Regions from separate parts of the Homo sapiens genome. Here regions 1 and 3 are each linked to region 2. The links are chromatin loops, found by intact Hi-C in ENCODE. Cell type or tissue: A673. All regions are shown on one strand. Region 1 has its middle 300 kb from the start of KCNS3. Region 2 has its middle 47 kb from the start of RAD51AP2. Region 3 has its middle 180 kb from the start of RDH14.

The links. Hi-C counts contacts between places; a loop is a spot of excess contacts. Peaks named below come from ENCODE experiments on the same cell type or tissue, not always from the same donor. Only the 100,000 strongest peaks of a DNase experiment are listed, where the experiment ranks them.
Region 1: it touches region 2 in a loop (3.0-fold over the local background); 4 of 110 quality-filtered maps call a loop at or near these places.
Region 3: it touches region 2 in a loop (5-fold over the local background); 5 of 110 quality-filtered maps call a loop at or near these places.

What each region holds. Positions count from the first base shown.
Region 1 is chr2:18,174,672-18,182,671 of GRCh38, forward strand. No RefSeq gene overlaps it. Among named protein-coding and RNA genes, the nearest start is that of KCNS3, 300 kb to the left of the region's middle. In A673, a CTCF peak has its summit at 4,276 (motif pointing left); a DNase peak (open chromatin) is centred at 4,250; H3K27ac peaks cover 2,868 bases.
Region 2 is chr2:17,467,571-17,475,570 of GRCh38, forward strand. No RefSeq gene overlaps it. Among named protein-coding and RNA genes, the nearest start is that of RAD51AP2, 47 kb to the right of the region's middle. In A673, a CTCF peak has its summit at 3,412 (motif pointing right); DNase peaks (open chromatin) are centred at 3,501 and 3,891.
Region 3 is chr2:18,373,396-18,381,395 of GRCh38, forward strand. No RefSeq gene overlaps it. Among named protein-coding and RNA genes, the nearest start is that of RDH14, 180 kb to the right of the region's middle. In A673, a CTCF peak has its summit at 4,858 (motif pointing left); DNase peaks (open chromatin) are centred at 4,596, 4,826, 6,686 and 7,146; H3K27ac peaks cover 3,432 bases.

The DNA.
Region 1 (8,000 bases), 710 kb after region 2:
GGTCTCAAACTAGTGGGCTCAAGCGATCCTCCCACCTTGGCCTCCCGAAGTGTTGGAATTACAGGTGTGAGCCACCATATCCTGCCTCAATGGTAGTCTAATAAAGACAATTTGTAATCCAAACTTGAAAAAATATCAACTCAGTTCTCTTACATTTATGTTTAATAAATGTTGCAGGGAGATGAACTCAGAACTTTGTATCTTAGAATATTTGCAGTTTCTTCTTATTATAGTTATTTGGGTCTTTGTCTCATCATCTACTCTATGAGCCTCCGGTGGAAGGAGACTGTGATTTCACCATTGTGGTATCCTTTGCAGTGCGAGTTCCCAGTATATCATTTGCCAAACCCTGGTCCCAAAATATGCTCCTCCAGGGAGAAATGGTCCATGATATAATAAGCTTGGGAAATGTTGCACACTCACTATGGCCTCTCTAAGTGCTTTCCAACTCGCATTAACTCACTGAATGCACTGAAAAGCTAGGTAGAAGAAAATCTTCACAATCTATATGTCTGTCAAAGGATTAATATCCAGAATCTGCAATGAACTCAAATCAGTAAAAAAAGACAGTCCCATCAAAAAGTGGGCTAAGGACATGAATAGACAATTTTCAAAAGAAGATATACAAATGGCCAACAAGCATATGAAAAAATGATCAACATCACTAATGATTAAGGAAATGCAAATCAAAACCACAATGCAATACCACCTTACTCCTGCAAGAATGGCCATAATCAAAAAATAAAATATCAGTAGATGTTGGAGTGGATGCGGTGATCAGGGAACACTTCTACATTGCTGGTGGGAATGTAAACTAGTATAGCCACCATGGAAAACAGTGCGGAGATTCCTTAAAGAACTAAAAGTAGAACTACCATTTGATCCAGCAATCCCACTACTGCGTATCTACCTAGAGGAAAATAAGTCATTATTTGAAAAAGATACTTGCACATGCATTTTTATAGCAGCACAATCCACAATTGCAAAATAGTGGAACCCACCCAAATGACCATAAATCAATGAGTGGATAAAGAAACTGTAGTATATATATATGATGGAATACTACTCAGCCATAAAAAGGAATGAATTAACAGCATTTGCAATGACCTGGGTAAGACTGGAGACTATTATTCTAAGTGAAGTAACTCAGGAATGGAAAACCAAACATTGTACGTTCTCACTGATATGTGGGAGCTAAGCTATGAGGACGCAAAGGCATAAGAATGATACAATGGACTTTGTAGACTTGGAGGGAAGAGTGAGAGGGGAGCAAGGGGTAAAAGACTACAAATATGGTGCAGTGCATACTGCTTGGGTGATGGGTGCACCAAAATCTCATAAATCACCATGAAAGAACTTACTCATGTAACCAAATGCCACTTGTACCCCAATAACTTATGAAAAAAATTTTAAAAAGGGAGCTCTAACTCTGTTTAACTTCATGTTTCTCAAACTTACTTGATTATGTTTGTTTTTTAATAGCCTCTTAATATTTGGCGTAACCCTCCTCTTATAGTGGCTAGTGCAGTGTTTGCAAAGTAGGTGGGCAGTAGATGTAGGGCATTATGTTGTATGTATTTATATTACATTTCATATGTTTCATTTTATATAAATCTTAATGCTACACAACCTTTTTTAGATACATCTTGCCATTTATTATTTAACATAATTTATATATTTACCAAATATATTTCAAAAAATATGTATATATATGATAAAACCAGAATTAATATTTTAAATTTACCAAAAGCCCTTGGGAAAATATTATTGTAACAGCTCTTTAATCCTGTCCACATTAAATAGATTTGATTTTTCTCATCAGTTTAAGAACCCTTAGGCTACTGGAAAGAGAATTGAGTTCCATATGTGAAATGTGCCCACTTAAATTAAAATGTTAATTAAAACAATAGCAACAATTGTAAAAACAATGGAAATTTCTGTTCTTTTAAAATGAATCGTGTTGGATGAAGTTAACTCTGAAAAAGTGAGATTCCATTTGGTGATACATGAAAACTATCAAAGTTAAACACAATATCCAACTCTCAGCTCATAAATGTTAGAGTAACATCTGTTCTGATGACTCCTCTTGTGGGAGCAATAACAGATAGGTATTTCCATAAATGGGTACACCAGAAAGCAGAAACTTAGCATGCTAAGTACAATTTTTAAAAATCTCATCTATGATAGAAATCATTCCTAACCACACATTTCTCATTCTTATTATCAGCTCAAAGAAAATATAATTTGACCCATTCGTCATGACTCTGAGATGACCTCCTTTTTGCTTCTTACTCTAAGTAGTCCTGCACTGCAGCTGTCTTATATATTCATTGTCAGCATCTCACTTGGCTGCCAATATGCCCTTCTCAGATGCTCTTTTCTCCTTGTCATCCATGCCCCACCAGCTGGACCCATCCAGATCTGGCCTCTAATTTGAAGATAATAGAGACATAAGATAAACTGTTAAACCAGTAGCTGGGTGTTTGTAGCAAGCATTTGTAAATCAATAAGGCTACGTAAGAATCTGAAACATTGCTTCATAATTATTACTGTTAATTTTTATTCTCAAACGCTGGGAGGTATATTTTTTTCATTTTTGTTATTACATACTAGGTGTATATATTTTATATATTTATGGGGTATATGAGATATTTTGATACAAGCATGCAATGAGCAATAATCACACCAGGGTAAATGGGATATCCATCACCTCAAGCATTTATCTTTTAGGTTACAAACAATCCAATTATACTCTTTCAGCTATTTAAAAATGTACAATTAAATTGCTATTGACTATAGTCACCCTGTTGTGCTATCAAATGCTAGATCTCATTTATTCCTTCTAACCATAATTTTTTGTTTGTTTGTTTTTTGCGATGGAGTCTCGCTCTGTCACCCAGGCTGGAGTGCAGTGGTACTATCTCGGCTCACTGCAAGCTCCACCTCCCGGGTTCACGCCATTCTCCTACCTCAGCCTCCCAAGTAACTGGGACTACAGGCGCCCACCACCAGGCCCAGCTAATTTTTTTTTTTTTTTTTTTTTTTTGAGACAGAGTTTCACTCTGTCACCCAGGCTGGAGTGCAGTGGCAGTGATCTCGGCTCACTGCAAGCTCCGCCTCTCAGGTTCATGCCATTCTCCTGCCTCAGCCTCCCAAATAGCTGGGACTACAGGCGCCTGCCACCATGCCCGGCTAATTTTTTGTATTTTTAGTAGAGACAGGGTTTCACCGTGTTAGCCAGGATGGTCTCGATCTCCTGACCTCGTGATCTGCCCGCCTCGAGAGACAGGGTTTCACTGTGTTAGCCAGGATGGTCACGATCTCCTGACTTCGTCATCTACCCGCCTTGGCCTCGCAAAGTGCTGGGATTACAGGCATGAGCCACGGCATCCGGTCTCTAACCATAGTTTTGTACCCATTAATCCCCACTCCCCTCCCCGTGCCCCACTACTGCCCTTCTTAGCTTCTGGTAACCATCCTTCTACTTTCTATCTCTCTGAGTGTCGGGAAGTATTTTTACAGGGGAGGAAATGAAGGCAAAGAGAGAGGTAAAGTGACTTGCCTGAGCTCTGACAATTAAAGGGAGCATTGACATTTAAATGCAATTTTACATGGCTCCAACACTTAACGGTCTTCTTAGCTCTCAGAGAATGATCTAACCTCCAAACTCTTAGGTTTCCCCATCGCAGTCCCCTGTGCATGGACTATGTCCATCTCCACCTGCCATTATTTCCCCCTTTTCCTCCTCGGCAGTTGTCTTATGCAAACATAATCCTTCTGGTTCACTCAATGCAGCCACAAAGTTCCAAGGAGCAAATTGGAAAGATCCACATAATTTAGCAGAGTTCTTTTCAGCACACATTTAACTATCCAGGGATTCCACTGTTTTTCATTGAATGATGGTGATGTAAGAAAAAAAAAGTAGTTCATTGAGGGAAGAAGATACCACTAACCAACAACACAGTCTCTAACCAAGGAGATCACAGATGGCACATCAAGGTCAACTGGCAGGAATCGCCTTCATGAAGGGCTCCCAGAAGCTGAGTGAGAAAGGTACCAGGAAACATTTCTTTCCTTGGGGAGAGATACCTTTGATAATTATTAAGTTATTTTCTGAGTTCTCTGATTCCCTGTGGAAATGACTTTCTAATTTCTGTACTTACCGTTACTATCTTTTGATTTCCTCTTTCTCCTGTGTTTGGGCCCCTAAGACACCAGCATGCTTCAGATGCCATGGTACTTAGACCCAACTCTTGGTTAGCACTCCCTCTAGTGGCAGCTCCATGAATCTCCAATAATTACCCTCAGTTGATAAGTGTCTGAATGATCAAAATCACAGAAGAGTTTACTTACTTAATTTTTATTTAGCCTTTATTTCTGTAATCTTAATGACCAGAAAAATAACTATAAAATTTATCTAATATTATTTATGTGCAAACTACTTCCATTTTTTACTATTAAAATAATTCTTATTCTTTATTGAATATATTTATGTATAGATTGAAAACATTTCCTTAGGTTAAATCCTCAGTAGCTGAATTTTGAGGACATTGAATTTGTCTCTTTATATTAAATAAAATTATACAAAAAGGGTTTTTAAAGCATTACAACACAACTCTCACCAGCCTTGGATCTCATATTTACATTTTTAAGTGTCAAGTAATACCTCATTTCAAACTTGTTACTTCTCTGGTAGTTAGAAGTTGAACATTTTCTGTGTTTGTCTACCATTTGTCTTTCTCAGGTATGAATTATCTACTCATATATTTTTTCTGGTTTGTCTATCAGGATCTAGATATTTCGATATGAACCAGATGAGTCAGTGTAGGCAGAGAGATTCCTCTTTATAAAATTGAATACTAACATTTCCTTGGTCACACTTGCTATTTACCTAGCAAGACCTTGTCTGTTACTAATGTATAGTCTATTGTTTAATTTACCACACTATATTTTACCATATGCTACATGTCTGTCTCCTGTACAGGATTGCTAATTTCTTGAGAAAAATATGAAGTGACTGGGGACACATTAAAGACACTCAAAAATGTTGTTAAAGACACTCAAAAATGTTGTGAGAACAGGAAATCTTCCTAGACAAAATTTCCTAGAGAAAATCTCCAATATGGGGCTAAGACCCCTAGCACCTGCAGGCAAAAGTTTTTTTCTTGTCAGAGGAAGCAGATGATATTACCTGATACCTGTGTTGCAATGAGGGATGAGAACTTGCAATTTCTATAAAAGAATAGGGAAAATCTTCTTTACCACCATTTGGAGTAGAGTCCAAGAACATTGTAATTGAGTCTCATCATACATTCTTTGCTGTGTCCCTGAATGAAACAAGAACAATAAGAACCTTCATCTCTTTGGAGGGGATGACTTAAGTTGTCACGACAGGGTGTCGCTGAAGGCCAGGGAGAATCCTTTTGCCACCTGACACCATTGCCAGGTTAGCTGGTTGTATACTGGCTCCGGGATCCCCAAGACTATTTTGATGGGTGAAGACAGGTGCCCTTGGGCAGGGGGTTAAAGCATTGTGGTTTATATTTGGACTCTGAAATTAATAAGAAACAAAGGGTGAATCAAACCCTTTAACCCCTCTCACTCTCTGCATGTGTTAAGATTAGGTTTTCATGGAGATCAAAATAAAATATGGTCTGACCTGGAGAAGGGAGGTTGCCTGCTTTGTTTGGCAGCCTGGGCTAGCTCACAGTTCCTGAACTGGGTAGTCACTTAGCAAATGTTAGGTTAATGAGTGGACACAGGAAAGAATTCTGAATGCACCTGTGTTCCCCAGCCAACTGTTTGGATTTTTATTTGGTTGTTCTAAAAGGTATAAATTCTTAAGCTGACATTTTCTGTTTTCTTTTCTTGTTTCAAAATTTAGAAAGGTGTCCATTCAAAGAACTGACAGATCTTTGGTAGTAGTTTTTCTACCATAATTTCACATCAGATTATTTACTTAGATGGAGTTGATTTTAGTGTGTGGCAACAGCAATCACTTTTCTTGAGTAAGAAATGAAATAAATCTTCCAGCTTGATTACTGTCACATATGTTGTGAGATAAATCACAAATTTTATGTAGTGTTAGCAAAGTTGTATGAAACAATATGTTTTCTTTTTGTTGCTGTTAAAACTTCAGTTATTTCTATAAGCTTTTTAGTGGCCTTCTGTTATTTATTCTGATCCAAGAGTAGTTTTTTTTTTCTGGTCAAAGCACCTCTAATTCCCTCTCAGTTTGTGTGGTTTGTAAGGAGCTGATGTCTGCTCTGGAGATGGTAAGGAGCTCAGGACTGGCAGTGACATTTTGATACTATTGGGAAAAAGTTTCTCTTTTCTCTCTGGAGCTGCTAAGCTGGTAAGAAGTAAAATTAGAATTGACCCTGAGCAATCTTTCCACTGCCCTAGAGAGACAGCGTGAGAGCTGTCTCTTGAGAAATCCTGCCTAACAATGGAGATAACATATGGAAAGCTAAACTGACAGTCAGATTTCTGAGATGTCTTTTAAGTGCTTGGATCCGGCAATGTGTTGCTTAGACTTTTTCCATTTGAAGAGCTAATCCATTTTTCTGTTTAATAAAATAAGTTGCCATTGGGTTTCTGACACCCAAACTAAAAAAGGGTAATGAAGTTGTGGCGTATTTTAAGCTCTCTTTCCAGTGAACTTTTATTTTTCTTAAGTTGATGCAGATCCCAGCAGTGAAGCATGATTTTTTTTTTTCATTTTCACAGTTATTCTCAATGATCAGCAGGGGTGACACTAGTAAGTAGCTCAGGGCGGTTGGAAGTCTACTAGGCTTTTCAAAATTAACATGGCCAAGACAGGATTTTCTATTTCAACCCCAAACTGATTCCTTCCTCTAGCATCCCCCATTACAATAAATGACATTTGTATTCACCTAGCTGCTAAAGTACCATCTAGAGGTAATTTATTTTTCCTGTTCCCTCACGTGTTACATCTAATCTACCAACAAATCTTTGTCAACTCACCTCCAAAGCACATTCCAAATTCCTCTTTCCTTCAAGCCATTCTAATCCTTTGCTTGCACTCCTGCAAAAGCCTTCCAAGACAGCATGTGTTCTACACAGTCATTCCAGTGGTCTTTTAACAGGTAGACCAGAGCAGAGATCTCAGTCTTCCCAGAAACCTCTGGTGGCTTTCCACTGCCCTAGGGATAAGATCCAAATTCTTGGCAGGGTGCAGTGGCTCATGCCTGTAATCCCAGCACTTTGGGAGGCTGAGGTGGGTGGATTACCTATGTCAGGAGTTCAAGACCAGCCTGGCCAACATGATGAAACCCCGTCTCTACTAAAAATAGAAAAAAATAGCTGGGTGTAGTGGTGTGTGCCTGTAATCCCAGCTACTCAGGAGGCTGAAGCAGGAGAATTGCTTGAACCTGGGAGGCAGAGGTTGCAGTGAGCTGAGATTGCACCATTGCACTGCAGGCTGGGCAACAGAGTAAGACTCCATCTCAAAAAAAAAAATCCAAATTCTTCACCACACTTATAACATCCCACATAATGGGCCATCATATCTGTCTTACACCACTTCCTCCCTACCCATTGTGCTCATCAGTGTGCTACCTGATTCTTGAGGGGTTATTAGAAAGTTGTCAGGACATATTAAAACCAAATATTTAAAGAAATGCATAACTGCAGGACATAGTCTATTTTCCATCCGGTGGTAACTCCACAATTTTCAGAGAGCAACACTGATGGTTATTATAACCTTTCTTAGATCCCTAAGCTTCTCTACCTGTTTTATCTCGATACTTAAAACAACCATAATTAGGTATGTTGTGGTATTATTGTCATTGTTCAGAGAAGCGCAATGAAACCAATGCAGGTTTTAACTTACCCAAGGTGATAATGATTAGTAAACTACTAATCCAAGACTGGAACTCAAGTCTCTTGTGTTCTGGATCATTGATTTTTCCTTCTGTTATTTTTTGGTAATAATTAGAGGGGGGTCAGAGTAACTCTATCTCTATAAACTTTTATCA
Region 2 (8,000 bases):
GGTGGCTCATGCTTGTAATCACAGCACTTTGGAAGGCCAAGGCAGGTGGATCACTTGCGGTCAGGAGTTCGAGACCATCCTGACCAACATGGTGAAACCCCATTTCTACTAAAAATACAAAAATTAGCTGGGTGTGGTGGCACGTGCCTGTAATCCCAGCTACCCAAGAGGCTGAGGCAGGAGAATCGCTTGAGCCCGGGAGGCAAAGGTTGCAGTGAGCCGAGATCACACCACTGCACTCCAGCCTGGGCCACAGAGTGAGACTCTGTCTCAAAAAAAAAAAAAAAAAAAAAAATAGCATGTCAACTCTTTTTTTTTTTTTCTCTTAACCTCTCTTCAGAGACCTCCTGCTACTCCATGTGATGATTTGTTCTTTAAACCTATGGCAGAGTTGTCCTCTTGGGTCTTCCTTTCCTCTTCATCTTGTATCTTCTTGAAAATCTCATGATGGATTCACTATTTTCTCTATTTCATGATTCCTCTTTTTAAATTTAGCGTCTAACTTCCAGTAGCTTTCTAATAAAAGATGCACGGAGGGAAAATTTTCTGAGTATTTGAAACTTAAATTACTTTTATTTTTACTTTCAGCATTTTTTTAGAATACATTGTTGTTAACTACAGTCACTCTGCCACACAATAGACCTCTTAAATTTACTCTTTCTATCTAACTGAAATTTTGTATCCTTTTACCTTTGTCTCCCCAGCTACCCACAACTCTGCCCCCAGTAACCACCATTCCTGCTTCCTTAAGTTTAACTTTTTAGATTTCACATATATGTGACATTATGCAATATTTGTCTTTCTATGTGTGGCATATCATTACAAATGACAAGATGTCCTTCTAAGACTGAATAGTAGTCCATTGCATATACGTATCAAATTTTCTTTATCCATTATCCATTGATGGACACTAAGATATTGAGTCCATACCTTGGCTATTATGAATAATGCTGCAATAAACATGGGAGTGCAGATACCTTGTTTTCCATAATTGCTGTACTAATTTACATTCTTGCCAACCGTATACAAGGGTTTCCTTTTCTTCACATCCTTGCCAACACTTATCTTTTGCCTTTTGATATTAGCCATTCTAACAGGTGTAAGGTGATACCTTACTGTTGTTTCAATTTGCATTTCCCTAATTATTATTGATGTTGAGCATTTTTTCATATATCTGTTAGGCATTAGTATGTGTTCTTTTGAGACAGGTCTATTCAAATTCAGTTTTTAATCAGGCTATTTTCTGGCTACTGAGATGTTTGAGTTTCTTTTACATTTTAGATACTAACCTCTTTGGTTTACAAATATTTTCCCTCATTCTCTAGGTTGTCACTTCACTCTATTGATTATTTTCCTGGCTGTATGAGCTCTTTTGGGTTGATGTAATCCTGTTTGTGTATTTTCATTTTCATTGTTTGTGCTTTTGGGGTCATATCCAAAAAATTATTGCCAACACCAGTGTTGTGGAGCTTTTCCCCTACGTTTTCTTACAGTGTTTTCACAGTTTCTGGTCTTACATTTAAGTTTTTAATCCATTTTGTGTTGATTTTTTTTATATGGCATGATATAAGGGTCCAATTTTATTCTTCTGCATGTGGATATCCAATTTGCCTACTATCATTTATTGGAGAGACAGTTCTTTCCGCCATTGTATGTTCTTGGTACCTTTTTCAAAAATCAATTGACTTTAAATTTGTGAGTTTATTTATGGTCTCTTTATTCCATTCCATTGGTCTACGTGTCTGTTTTTATAGAAGTACCATGCTGTTTTGACAACTTTGTGGCTTTGTAGCATATTTTGAAATCAGGTAGTCTGATGCCTTCAGTTTTGTTCTTTTTGCTAAAGATTGCTTTGTCTAGTCAGGATCTGCCATAGTTCCATACATATTTTCTATTTCTGTAAAATAATGTCATTGGAATTTTTATATGGATTACATTGAATCTGTAGATTGCTTTGGGTAGTATGAACATTTTAACAACATCAGTTCTTCCAATCTATGGGCATGGGCTATCTTCCCATTTATTTGAGTCTTCTTCAATTTTTTTTCAATGTTTTATAGTTTTCAGTGTACAAATCTTTTACCTCCTTGGTTAAATTTATTCCTTTGTTGTTTCTGTTGTTAATGTTGTTGCTTAGCTATTATGAATGAGATTATTTTCTTGATTTCTTTTTTGGATAATTCACTGTCAGTACATAGAAATGTTACTGATTTTTGTATGTTGATTTTGTATCCTGCAACTTTTTTGAATTAGTTTTAAGCCCTAATAGTTTTTTGGTGGAGTTGTTAGGATTTTCTATATATAAGATCAAGTCGTCTGAAAACAGGAGCAATATTTCTTCCTTTACAATTTGCACATTAGTAGGGTTTTTTCAAATTAAAGACTTCTCCTTAGCATTTCTTGTAAGATGGATCTGGTGGGGGTAAATTCTCTTAGCTTTTGTTTGTCTGGGATAGATTTTATCTCTCTTTCATATTTGAAGAATAGCTTTGCTGGATACGGTATTCTTGGATGGAAGTTATTTTCTTTCAGTACTTTAAAAATGTCATCCAACTTTCTCCTAGCCTATATGGTTTCCATGGAGAAGTCTGTTTCCAAATAATTTGGAGTTCCTTTATATGTTATTTGCTTCTTTTCTCTTGCTGCTTTTAGGATCCCCTCTCTGTCCTTGATCTTTGAGAGCTTGATTATTACATGCCTTTTGGTCATCTCATTTGGGTCAAGTTTATTTGAGGTTCTTGGACCTTACTATCTGGATATTTATCTTTCTCAAGTTGAGGAAAGTTTTCTGTTATTATTTATTTGAATAAGCTTTCTACTCCTTGCTCTTGCCCTTGCTCAGCTCCTTCTTGAATACCAGTAATTCTCAGATTTGGTCTTTTGAGGTAATCTTCTAAATCTTGTAGGAAATCTTTGTGTTTTTTATCCTTTTTCTCTCCTGACTGTATAATTTCAAGTAGCCTGTCTTCAAGTTCTCTGATTCCTTCCTCTGCTTGATCCATTCTGCTGTTAAGAGCCTCTAATAAATTTTTCAATTCAGCAAATGTATTTCTCAGAGCCAAGATTTCCATTTGATTTTTTAAATTATTTCAATCTCTTTGTTAGATTTCTTTGATACATTTCTGACTTGCTTTTCTGTGTTATATTGGAGATCACTGAGTTTCCTTAAAACTGGATTTTGAACTTTTGATCAGAGAGCTCACATATTGTCTTCTCATTGGTTCCCCATTTGCCCTTGTTCTTGTGGATGTATATCTATTTCTTTGCATTGAATGATTATGTATTTAGTCCCGTCTTCTCTGTCGGCTTGCTTTGGTTTTAATTGGTTATATTTGCTTAGAGATTCTTTGTAATGTAACTGTTGAATGTCTTTCTTTTTTTTTTTTTTTTCTTTCGCTAGATCATGCCCTCATTTTTGGCACTAGATGGCACTATAAGCCCAGGTTCTTCCCAGCTCTAACAATCAGAATACTGCCCATCCTGAATAGGGGAGGTCTCAAGGGGGATATCATGGCAGTGTGGGAAAGCTGGCTTGGGCTCATGCCCAGGGGACCTGTGGAACGTACCTCCTACAGCATTGTGCTGCTGAACAGCCACTTTAATTTGGCTTCTCCATTGGCTGAGTTACACAGCAGAATTTTCAGGGCTGGGTATGATAGTCCTGCCTCCCTACTTTCTCACTAGCTGCCTGCAGGAGTAATTTCTCTCATTTAGCAGTCACAATGCTTCCTGTAAGTTGAGGAAGAGATGAGTCTCCTGTCAGTGAACCAATGATGGTGGAGAAGCTGGTTGTCCACCTTGACTCACTTTTTCCAGTGTTTTAAAAACTGAGAGTTACGGGAAATTTTCCCCATGCTTGCTGTTAAGCAGAGTGGGAAGAGGAGCATTGTGGATTTGGAAATCTGATTCTCCGATCATCTGCTCACAGATTTTAAGTTTTCTGTGGCCCCAGGAAATGACTCATCCTCATATTTGAGTTCTGGGATATTGCTGGTAATAACCTAAGCACTGTATATTTATTTTTTTTTTTATGGCAGTAGTGAAGCCAGTTTGCTTCTACACAATCATAATGGAAACAAAAGTCTGAACAGGTCAGCTTCTTTAGCAATTGTTATGCATTTTCTTTCTTTTGCTTGCCTAATTGCTCTGGTTAGGACTTCTAGTACTTTGCTGAATATAAGAAGTGACAGTGGGCACCCTTGTCTTGCTCCTGACCAACTTTTCACTATTGAGTATGTTGTTATCTGTGGATTTGTTATATATGACCTTCATTGTATTGTGGTACATTCCCTCTATACCTACTTTGTTGAGAATTTTTATTATGAAAGGATGTTAAATTTTGTTAAATTCTTTTTCTGCATCGATTGAGATGATCATATGGTTTTTGGGCTTCATTTGGTTAATGTCATATACAGCATTTATAAATTTGTATATGTTGAACCATTCTTGTATCCATGTGATAAATTCTGCTTGATCATATTGAATGATCCTTTTAATGTGCTGTTAAATTTAGTTTGCTAGTATGTTGTTGATAATTTTTGCATCTATGTTCATCAGGGATATTGGCATGTAATTTTCTTGTAGTGTCCTTGGTCTGGCTTTGGTATCAGGGTAATGCTGACCTGGCTGAAAATGAACTCTGAATTTAAAAAAGAAAAAAAATAATTAAAAAGAAAATGAAATTGTTTTTACTATAATCTCAAATTTGATTAAAAATTTGGCTTGTTAAAAGTTTCTGAACAGTAAATGTTTTTCTCTCAAATTTTTAAGACATTGTTCCCCTAGCTTTCTCTCCCCAGATTGTAATAGGGTACTACCAGTAAGCCTAGTTTTATCTGGTATGGTGTTTTCTTTTCATTCTTTAAGTATATACTGAAGCTACTATGTACCACATATAGAATCTTATCTACCCAGAAAGGCTCTATATAGTAATTAAGCACATAGACTGAAGATAGGCTTTCTGGGTTTAAGTCTCAATTTTGCTCCTTTCTAGTATGGGAACTTGTACAAGTTGTTTTACCTCTCTGCGTCAGTTTTCTCACTTGTAAAATTGAGAAGATTAAATGAGTTATTCCTTGATGTGCTAGCATGTAGTTTGCATGAAATAAGTGTTTTCTATTATCATTAAGGTTCTATTTTGCATGTGTTATCAAGTAAGAAATCTTTAGATAGTCAGACTTTGCTCAAGTATGCTTTAATAAACCACTTCTGCTTGTAGGATGGGTTTGTTTCAGTTAGAGTTCACTATGTTATTGGTTTCAGTATGATACTAAACTTGCCTGAGACAAACTAATGCAAAATATTTTCAGTGAGTCCAAAAAAATCAACTCTTTAGTGACCCTAGAATTCTAGGATACAGTGAATTACTAAGTGGGACTTCATGGTAATTTCACCTAAGTGAATACGTAACGATAAAGATTCATTATTTATGGTAATGTACAGTAAAATCAAAGGGCTAATGCCTACTTAAGGATTATTTAATATCGACAAAATACTAGGTGGCTTTCAGGCTATAATAACCTGTCCAGTGGAATTATAATCCAAACCAGATAGCAATAATGCTAAGATAAGTAGGGAGGATTGCTAGGGCCAGTCTGTATAGACAACCTGTTGTGCTAATTGGAAAAATTTTACTCTTAGCTCTTCATGATTCTATTTTGGCTTCCATTCTCCTTCTTTAAAGAATCCAGGATAAATTATAATTGGTTTTGAAGAAGAAAAAACTAAATGTTGACTGTCCCAACTTAATAAATACTTTGGTATTTTGTGTCACTAAGAGCAGCAAGCAAGAAGCTCAATGGGGAAGAAAATTGTTTTTTTAAAATTATTATAGGAAAGGCATTCAAGAAGTGACTTTGCAGCTTTGTGATTTCACTTGAGTCATATATCTATAAATATTTGAGAAGGAAAAGCCAATTAATTTCCTGAGATTCAATTTATTTTCATAATTTTTGATGAAAGTTTACATTTTCCAAGAGTTTTCATAGCCAGACACAACTGCCACAAAGAAGAAATCAAGAAACCAAAAAAGTAAAGAACATTTACAGGAGAACAGATAAAATGAAAAAGAAAATGAAAAAAGGAATTAAACATACTTAGAAAAGAAGGGTTAACATGTCAGTCTTTTGTGAATGAAGAGAAATTAGTAAAAACATTTAAAAGAAGAAATAAGGAGAATAAAAATGAAAATATCTCTCTGAAATTATTAATTTATTAATTAGTTTACAGAGAATAACAATTAAAGGCAACCTGCACAATTCCTGAGTTGGCAGGCACTAACTCATTATGTTTGCATTTCCTTAGCTAATCAAGCAGCCAGCTATAGCACAATGGAGTGAAGCTCAGACTCAAAGTAGAGACATCCCCATAGAGTACACCTAGCCAACTTCTATGTGCCACACCCCCTTTATTCTTCTAGGAAAGTGAGAGGAACACAGTGCCTCTTTGGCAAATGCTTGATGAATATGAAATATTAAAGTCTCAGGCAAAACAAATTAAATTACATTGTGAAAGCACTGAAGGAAAAGTATTAAACTTCAAGTAATGGTTCTGTGCGAGAATGTGGAAATCACATTCAGAAAATGTGCTGACTCTGGCCATACCTTGTCTTTTTTCTGCGTGTCTCTAAAGACAGGTCATCATTTATTGCTTATAGCATATTTCAAACAGCTTTATTGACGTACATTTTACAAATCACAAAATTCACCCATTTTCATGAGTTTATAACTTAGTTATTCTTAATAATCAACCATAATCATAAATCAGTCGTAGAACATATTTATCTCCTCAGTAAGATTTCTTATGTCCATTTAGAGTTAAACTCTTATCCTACCAGTAGCCCCAGGAAACTCCTAATCTACTTTCTGTCTCTGTAAATAAAAATCATACAATACGTAGCCTCATATCTGGATGCTTTCACTTTACACATTTCTAAAGTTCATCTATAAAGTAATATTCAGTAGTTTGTTCCTTTTTATTACTGGATAATATTCCATTGTATAGATCTACCACATTTTGTCTACCCATTCACAAACTGATGGACATTTGGGGTTTTCCAGTTTCTGACTCTAGGAATAGTGATGCTGCTATAAAAATTCACTCAAAAGTCTTTGTGTGGACTTATGTTGTCATTACCTTGAATAAATATGTAGAGTTGGGTGGCTAGATCATGATAGTTTGGTTATTAACTTTTTGAGAAACTGCCAAACTATTTTCCAAAGTGGCTTTGCCATTTTACATTCCTATCAGCAATGTATGAGAGTTCACATTTTCCACATCTTCAATAAAATTTTTTATTGTCTTCCTTATTTATTACAGCCATTCTAGTGGAAGTGAAATGATATCTTATTATGCAGATTATCTAAGATATCTGAGGTTTGCATTTCCCTAATAACTAACGATGTTGAGCAGCTCATAGCATTTCGAAGTTGCAAACTCCTTACTTCACAAATTCGGAGATGGACAGCGAAGTGATTTATGTAAAAAAATTCAGAAATTTAGTGGCAAAAACATAATATCCATGTTTTGGCTCTTTAGTGCTTTTTTTTCTAGAAATCAAAAAATATAACCATATTACTTTATATGTTTATGGTTTAATATTTTAAAAATCATATTATTTAAAAACATAACCATATTATTTAAAAAGTCTTTCAGCAGATTATAACTTCCTATAAGCAGGAATGAAGATCTGTGTCTGTCACTACACTTGGTACAATTTTATGTCATCTTTATCTTTCCTTCCCTTGCTGTTATAGAATCTAGCAGATGTTTGTTGCAAGATAAATATGTAAATAAGTGAATGAATGAATGAATGTCAATAAATATTAAAAGCAGAATGTGTATCTGAGGAAAAGCCAACAATGTGGGAAAGATCTTACACAACACATGTATGTGAAATTATTCAACATCTCTTTAAGCAACAGGCGAAGTAAGTCACTTCCTCTTACACCTACATTGACTGTGTGCTCACCACTCCCACTTATACTTTCTAAGAAATTTCC
Region 3 (8,000 bases), 910 kb after region 2:
ATCTATGGTGAAGCTTTGGTGGAAGAATGGTGAAGTCACTAGTGCTTTACAAAAAGTTTATGGGGACAGTACTCCAAAGAAAACAGTTTACAAATGGACAACTCATTTTAAAAAGGGATGAGACAATGTTGAGGATGAAGCCCACAGCAGATCATCCACATCAATTTGAGAGGAAACAATTAATCTTATTCATACCCTAATTGAAGAGGCCCGACAATTAACAGCAGAAACAATAGCTGACACCATAGACATCTCAATTGGTTCAGCTTACACAATTGGGATTGAAAAATTAAAGTTCTGCAAGGTTTCTATTTGATGGTTGCCAAAACCACTGCACCCAAATTAGCTGCGGTAAGAGCAGAGCATTCAATGGATTTTTAAAAATGAGATCAAGATCCTGAAGCATTTTTTGACAAACTGTAACAGGAGAAGAAACATGGCTTTACCAGTATGATCTTGAAGACCAAGGACTATCAAAGCAATAGCTACCAAGAGGTGGAAATGGTCCAGTCAAAACAAAAGTGGGCCAGTCAAGAGCAGAGGTCGTGGCAACAATTTTTTGAGATACTAAAGGCATTTTGCTTGCTTACTTTCTGGAGGGCCAAATAATGATAACATCTACTTATTATGAGAATGTTCTGAGAAAGTTAGCCAAAGCTTCAAGAAAAAAAAAAAAAAAGTTTGGGAAAGCTTCACCAGAGAGTCCTTCTCCACCATGACAATGCTACTGTCTGCAGTGCTACTCCACAGTGACAATGCTCATTCCTCTCATCAAATAAGGGCAGTTTTGCAAGGGTTTTGATGGGAAATTTGTAGGCACCCAGCTTATAGTTCTATTTGGCTCCTTCTGACATATTTTTGCTTCCTACTCTTAAAATACCTATAAAGGGCACCCATTTCTCTTCAATTAAAAAAGTAAATAGACTACATTGGCATGGTTAAATTCCCAGGGCCCTTAGTTTTTTATTGATAGACTAAGTGGCCGGTATCATTGCTTACAAAAGTGTCTGGACCTTGATGGAGTTTATGTTAGAAAACAAAGCTTATATTTTTTATTTTTATTGTTGAATTCAAATTTTCCATAAACTTTTGAAGTCCCCTCATATGCTAAGGGCTTTAATGGAAAAGCAGACAATATGCAAGAACAGATGGTTAATCTAAGAAGCAAGATTGACACTTTAAGAATCAGAAGGAAATGCTAGAAATAAACACTGTAACAGAAGACTTTTAAAAATTTATTTGCTAGGCTAATCAGTAGGCTAGACATGGCTGAAGAAAGTCAGTGAGCTTGAAAAGATGTCAAACTGAAATGCAAAGAGAAAAAAGAAATGAAAAATGGAACAGAATATCCAATAACTGTGGGATAATTACAAAAGATATCACATGAATATAATGGGAATACCAGAAAGAGAAAAAGAAACAGAAGAAATATTTGAGTTAATAATGCCCGAGAATTTTCCAAAATTAATGCCAGACACCCAACCCCTAATCTAGAAAGTTCACAGACCACCAAGCAAGATAAATGCTGAAAGATCTATAGCTAGGTATACCATATACAAATTACAGAAAACCAAAGACAGAGAAAATCATGAAAGTGGCCCTAAAATAAAAACACCTTATTTAAAAGAAACAAGGATACAAATCGCATAAGACTTCTATTCAAGAAGCATTCAAGGACGAAAAATGTGGAGTGAAATTTTTTTTTTTTTTTTTGAGACAGAGTCTTGCACTGTTGCCCAGGTTGGAGTGCGGTGACGCGATCTCGGCTCACTGCAACCTCTGCCTCCCAGGTTCACGCCATTCTCCTGCCTCAGCCTCCCGAGTAGCTGGGACTACAGGTGCCTGCCACCACATCCGGCTCATTTTTTTGTATTTTTTAGTAGAGACAGGGTTTCACTGTGTTAGCCAGGATGGTCTCGATCTCCTGGCCTTCTGATCTGCCCACCTCGGCCTCCCAAAGTGCTGGGATTACAGGCGTGAGCCACCGCACCCGGCCTGGAGTGAAATATTTAAAGTGTGACAATAACCCACCAAGCTACAATTATTATCCATAGAAATTTTCCTTCAAAAGTAAAGGAACAATAAAGACTTTCTCAGACAAACAGCAACTGAGGGAATTTGTGAGCAATAGACTTGCCTTGAAAGGAATGTTAAAAGAAGTTCTTCAGAAAGAAGGGAAATTATGGAAGTTAGAAACCTGGGTCCACATAAAGAATAAAAAAAAAATCAGAGAAGGGATAAATGAAGGTAAAATAAAATATTTTATTTTCCTCATTCTTAATTAATTCCTTAGAGTATTAATAGCTAGCAATGTGTTGCATCATTATAGCATACGAATACATGAGAAAAATGACAGCAAGGGTATTGGGGATGAAAGAGAGACACTGAGAATACTCTGTTACAAGGCACTGGCACTACCCAGGAAGTGCTATAGTGATGCTTGTAATGGACTAAGATTGGTTGTGAGTGTATCCTGGAAACTCTAGGGCAAACATGGAAGAAACAACTTAGGGCTCTACCCATCGCAAAGCTACTATACCAGTCCTGGAGAGTTTATGTTTATGTGAGGGAGAAATTAATTTCTATTTTATTTAAGCCTTATTTTTTTGATCATGACAAGAACATTTAAGATGAGATTTACTCTATTAACAAATGTTTATGTGCACAATGCCATGTTGTTAATTGTAGGCACAATATTGTGAGCAGAGCTCTAGAATTTATTTATCTTGTGTAAGTGAAACTACATACATTGAAGGGCAGGGGCCTGTTTTTTAAAGTTGTTTTGTTTTGTCATATACAGCCAAATAAAATGAATACTAATAATAAATAATAAAAACTGGCTTATGAATATATAGAAAAACTGCAGGGTTTTATAACTATTAAAAAATTAAATCAGTGCTTCAGGTCTTCCCACAAGGATCAAACAGGGTGCAAATGAATAAACAGGTTAATTCTACAAAGCTTTGATAGAAGAAAGAATTGCAGTCCCACAGCAACCAATTTTAGGATGTGTAACACAGAACACTCCCTAACGCTGAGATCAGGATAGCTTTGATAGAAACGTCTGAAAAGAACAGTATAAGGAAAGAAAGTGCCAGGCCACTTCTAATGATAGAGGAAAATCCAAAACAAACTCTTGGCAAACTGAATTGGACGATGTATAACAAATTGATAATTAATACTTTATGACAAGCTGTCTTTATTCCAAGAATGTAAGGTTGGTTCAAAATAGAAAATCTTTTCATGTGATTTGCCATGTGTATTAGTTTTCCATTACTGATGTAATAAATCCTGAAAATTTATCATATTATAGTTCTGAAGCTCAGAAGTCAGATGGAGGCCTCACTGCACTAAAATGAGGGTGCCGACGAGGCTGAATTATTTTCTGGAGGCTGCAGTGGACAATTTGTTTCCTTGGTCATTCGGATTGTTGGCAAAATCCAGTACCCTGTGGCTGTAGCACCGAGGTCTCTGTTCTCTTACTGGCCATAAACTGTGTGCTGATTCCAGCTTTGGGAGGCCATGGCATTCCTTGGCTCATGGTTTCCTTTCTCCTTCTTCCCAGCCAACAATGGTGGGTTAGTCCAATACTGCATCTCTCTGACCCACTCTTTCCCGCCCTCTTCCATTTTTAAGGATCATGTAATTAGACGGGGCTCACCTCTATCACCCAGGATGATATCCCCACCTCAACATCTTTAAACTTGATCCCTTCTGCAGAGTTCCTTTTGCCATGTGGGCTAACAAACTCACAGCTGCCAGGGATGAGATCATGGACGATGTGCCTACTGCATCATACTAAGAAACAGAGGGAAGAAAACTGTGGAATCATCACAATGAATTTTAAAGTAATATTTGAAGACATTAAACATTTTATCATTATTAATCTCTTACGAATGGATAAATTATGTATTTTAAAGAATTCCTTCAGAAAATATCATGCTCAATGATAAAATACTAAAAGTATTCCCCCAAAGATATGAGGAAAGACAAGGATACCAGCTATCCACTCTTATTTTAACCATTTACTGGTTGTTCTAGCCAATAAACTAGTATAAGACAAAGCAGGAGTACGAGGTTTGGAAAGGAGAAAGTAAACTATCATTAACTTCAAGTAATATAATTGTTTTCACAGAAAAGCCAAAAAAACTATAAAAATTGCTTACATTAATAATTTATATTTTTTTCTGATATTAATAAAAGACAATTGTATTTTATACACCAGCCATAGTTTTAAAACATGCAGTTTCAATAAAATACATAGTTTGCAAGTGAAGTAAGGAAATACAAGGTATTCAAATCTGTGCAAATCTGTGCAAAGCAAATATGGAAAAGTTATAAAATATTTTTCAAATACTTTTTAAAAAATGCTAAATAAATTGGGAGACATGTTTATGAATAGGAACATTTCCTTCTTTCCTGAGGTCATTTGGAGCCATGACTGTGATTTGTCACATTTGCTTCCTAGTGGCGTTTGTCCAATCAGTTGGGGAGGAGCACAAATGGACTGAATGGAAGGAGGATGGAAAGCTCATGGAGCCACAGCCTCACCTCAAATTCCTTTCACTCCTGGGTTCAGAGATTTCAGATGAGGCCCTGAGGTTATTGGATATCTTGGGTTTGATTTACCCTTGTGCTTTCGGGTTTATTCCAGGAGTCAGTATACTTAATATATGCAAATTTTGTTTTTTACTAATTCTGGGTAATCTTCACTCCAGAGTGATAATTTAATTAGCTTTAGTCTTCAGTAACAAAGTTCTTTGAAATTATTTGCCCTGAGACTGAAAATCCCTGTCAAGGAAATCTCTGTTGTCAGAATATAGGCTTTGCTGCCCTCTGCTGTTGGATAGGGGTAACTCTTCACCGAAGAAGACTGTGGAGCCAGGAGACCCTCGAAGGGAGGCAAAGGCCAAGGATGAGGAGTCAGGAGGAGAATGGCTCTTATTCTGGACACTGGCATAGGTGATACAGCCATGCACATCTCTTCCATGGAATTAGGAGGAATTTCTGCAAACCTTCAAGGACTTCATGGATGTTTGATAAGAAATTTTGCAAAAGAATGTATTTCCAACTAGAAAGTGCAACATGATTTTAAAATATGTAATACCAGTATGCTTATTGATAGTTGTGTTTTTTCTGTATCACAAACTACCAGATGCTCCATCCATTTCTCTTTGGTCCACATCTTAGATCCACCGCTGACATCAACTGGATTGATTGGATTATCTGGAGATCATTATGAAACAAAGAGTAGCATATAGATGGTTTATGGGTGATTACTCTCAGAAGGTGCACCTATGAAGAAGTTACACAGACAGAATTGTGCAGAAAGAGAAGCCGAATAACAACATAGTTAGAACTGCTGCCACAGCCAGTCTCATGGGGAGCTCTGGAGCTGAGATGGCCTTTTGGAATTGTCCCAAATTAAGGGAGACTGGGCCTTTGTGTCCCTGCATTGGCCAATTATTGGCCATGGGCGAGCTCCTGTGAGGTGTATAACCTTGGACAAACCAGTTCCCTAAAGTCAAGTGCAATTTTCTGTCAGGGTCACATTATAAATTAGCAGCTGATATTTCCAGACGCTGAGACCAGGCTATGTTGGCCCTGAAGTGGGGATCTGGACTGTGTAACACAGTATCTATTCAGTGAGTCTTGTTAGGAAACTATGGAATCTAAAAATTAATGAAATCTCTAGTTGAAGGGTGTCTACATTCCAGTGTTAGGTTTCATTTGATGTTACTTGAGCTGAGCTTGGAGAAATGGAAGTCTTTACACAAGAGGATGCATTAGAGAAGGTCAGACATATGATGTAAATGACATAAAGGGTTAGAGGAAGAACATTACAGAAGTCTCTGCAACAGCAATATTCTGAATAAACAGGTAACTATTGTGAAGAGGAACAGGAAGGTGTAAGGTTGGTAAGATTCAGCCAAATCAAAGATATAAGTTTTAGAGATTGTTCATAGCTGACTAGAGACCACCGCCTCATCTCACCACAGTATGACTAGCTGTGTGGTATTAGGCAAGTTACTCAATCTCTGAGAGCTTCAGTTTGCTTATCAGTGTCAACAGGGAATAATAATAGTACCTTCCTCAGACAGTTTCAGTGAAAATTCGAGACCTACATAAAGCTGGAACCCCAAAGGCTACAACCTTAGTGTTAGGGATGAACAGCAAGTAAATCTTACGTGTTTGTGTGTGTGTGTGTGTGCAGGCACGTGCACACCTGGGCATGTTATATGTGCACATATTTACATATGCATATCTACATCTATGTAATGTCCATCCGTATCTGTATATCGGTGGTTTTCAATTGGGAGTGATTTTTCTTCCATGGAGATATTTGGCAATGTCTTGAGACATATTTGGTTGTCGTGGAGTGGGAGTGTTGCTGGCATCTAGTGGGTGGAGACCACAGGAGACGCTGCTAAATACCCTATGGTCCTGACAGGACAGTCCCTGTCAAGAAAAAAAATGACCTGACCCAAAATGTCAGTAGGGCTAATGTTGAGAGATTCTGTATCTCTATATCATCTGTCTATTTTTCACATCAGGAGCCTCTAACCCCCAGGTCATGGACCAGTACCAGTGCGTGGCCTGTTAGGAACCAGGCTGCACAGCAGGAGGTAAGCTGCAGGCGAGGGAGGGAAGCATAATCTGTATTTACAGCCACTCCGCATCGTTCACATGACCGCCTAGAGCTCCGCCTCCTGTCACATCAGTGGAGGCATTAGTTTCTCAGGAGCCTGAACCCTATTGCAAACTGCACATGAGAGGGATCTAGGTTACGTGCTCCTTATGAGAATCTAACTAATAATGCCTGATGATCTGAGGTGGAACAGTTTCATCCAGAAACCACTCACCCCCCAATCTGTGGAAAAACTGTCTTCCACAAAACCAGTCCCTGGTGCCGAAAAGGGTGGGGACCACTGTTTTACATCATAGCTCATTTGTCACTGGGTATAACCCAGCGTAAAAAAAAAAACAAAAAAAAAAAACTATAATTATTGTTCTGATGATTCCAGGGAACAGAAGACATTTCCAGGTTCCTACTGCAATATCTATTCCCTAGTTCTTTATTAACAGAGCCCGTTTTTCATAATGCAGCATGTCTGGCTCATTTCTCAGTTTGCTTGCACCAAGGGTGGTCATGTTGCACAATTCTGGTGAATGAACTGTCAGTTGAAGTCTTCTAGAAAAGCTAATGTTTTCCTGACAAAAAGGAAGATACTAAAATAATACACTTTGTTTTCTTTCCATTGTCATTTCCATGCCTTCCTGCCTGCAATGCCCAAAAGACTGTTAGACGTATAGCAGCCACCTAAAAATCATGCAGGTAAAAGCCAAACATAGGACCAGTAGAGCAGAAAGAGAAAAAGGAACCATGTAGGGTGGGTGGGAGGTGGGGGTGGATTCTGTTTCCTGCAATATTATGCACTAGGTATCCCAAAGGCATCACCCCAAGAAAAAATGACTTTTAAAAATCCATGTAATATGTTGGAAACAAAGATCTCTTCCTTTAGCTCATTCTGCAAGAAAGTAACAATTCCTTAGAAACCCAAAAGGAAGTGAGATAAGTGAATGCTGATCCTAGCTTTTATTTCAGGGAATCGGTCAAGCCCTGTTGCCTTTAAACTTCCATTTTTATGGTTGCATGTGGTTCATAAAATAGGAAATAAACCCAAAGCCCGTTCAAGGTGGTGAGTCAACTAGGAATTGCCCACATGAAGTTGAGACCCCAAAGAAACACATTTTTTTGTGGTAAACAAAAACAAACCTACAGCACCGAAGAAGATGGCAAGGAAACACACATATTTCAATGTTAGCATTGCAGGAAAAAAGGTTTAACCTAAGAATTTATAACCATAAACCATTTCTCACAAGCAGATAATTTGCATTAAAGTTAGCCTTGATTGATAGTGTTCCAGGAAACTGGAAGAAACAGACAGAAATTCTCTCTGGAAAAATGCAACTTCAACCCAAGCCTTAAAGTATTCCCA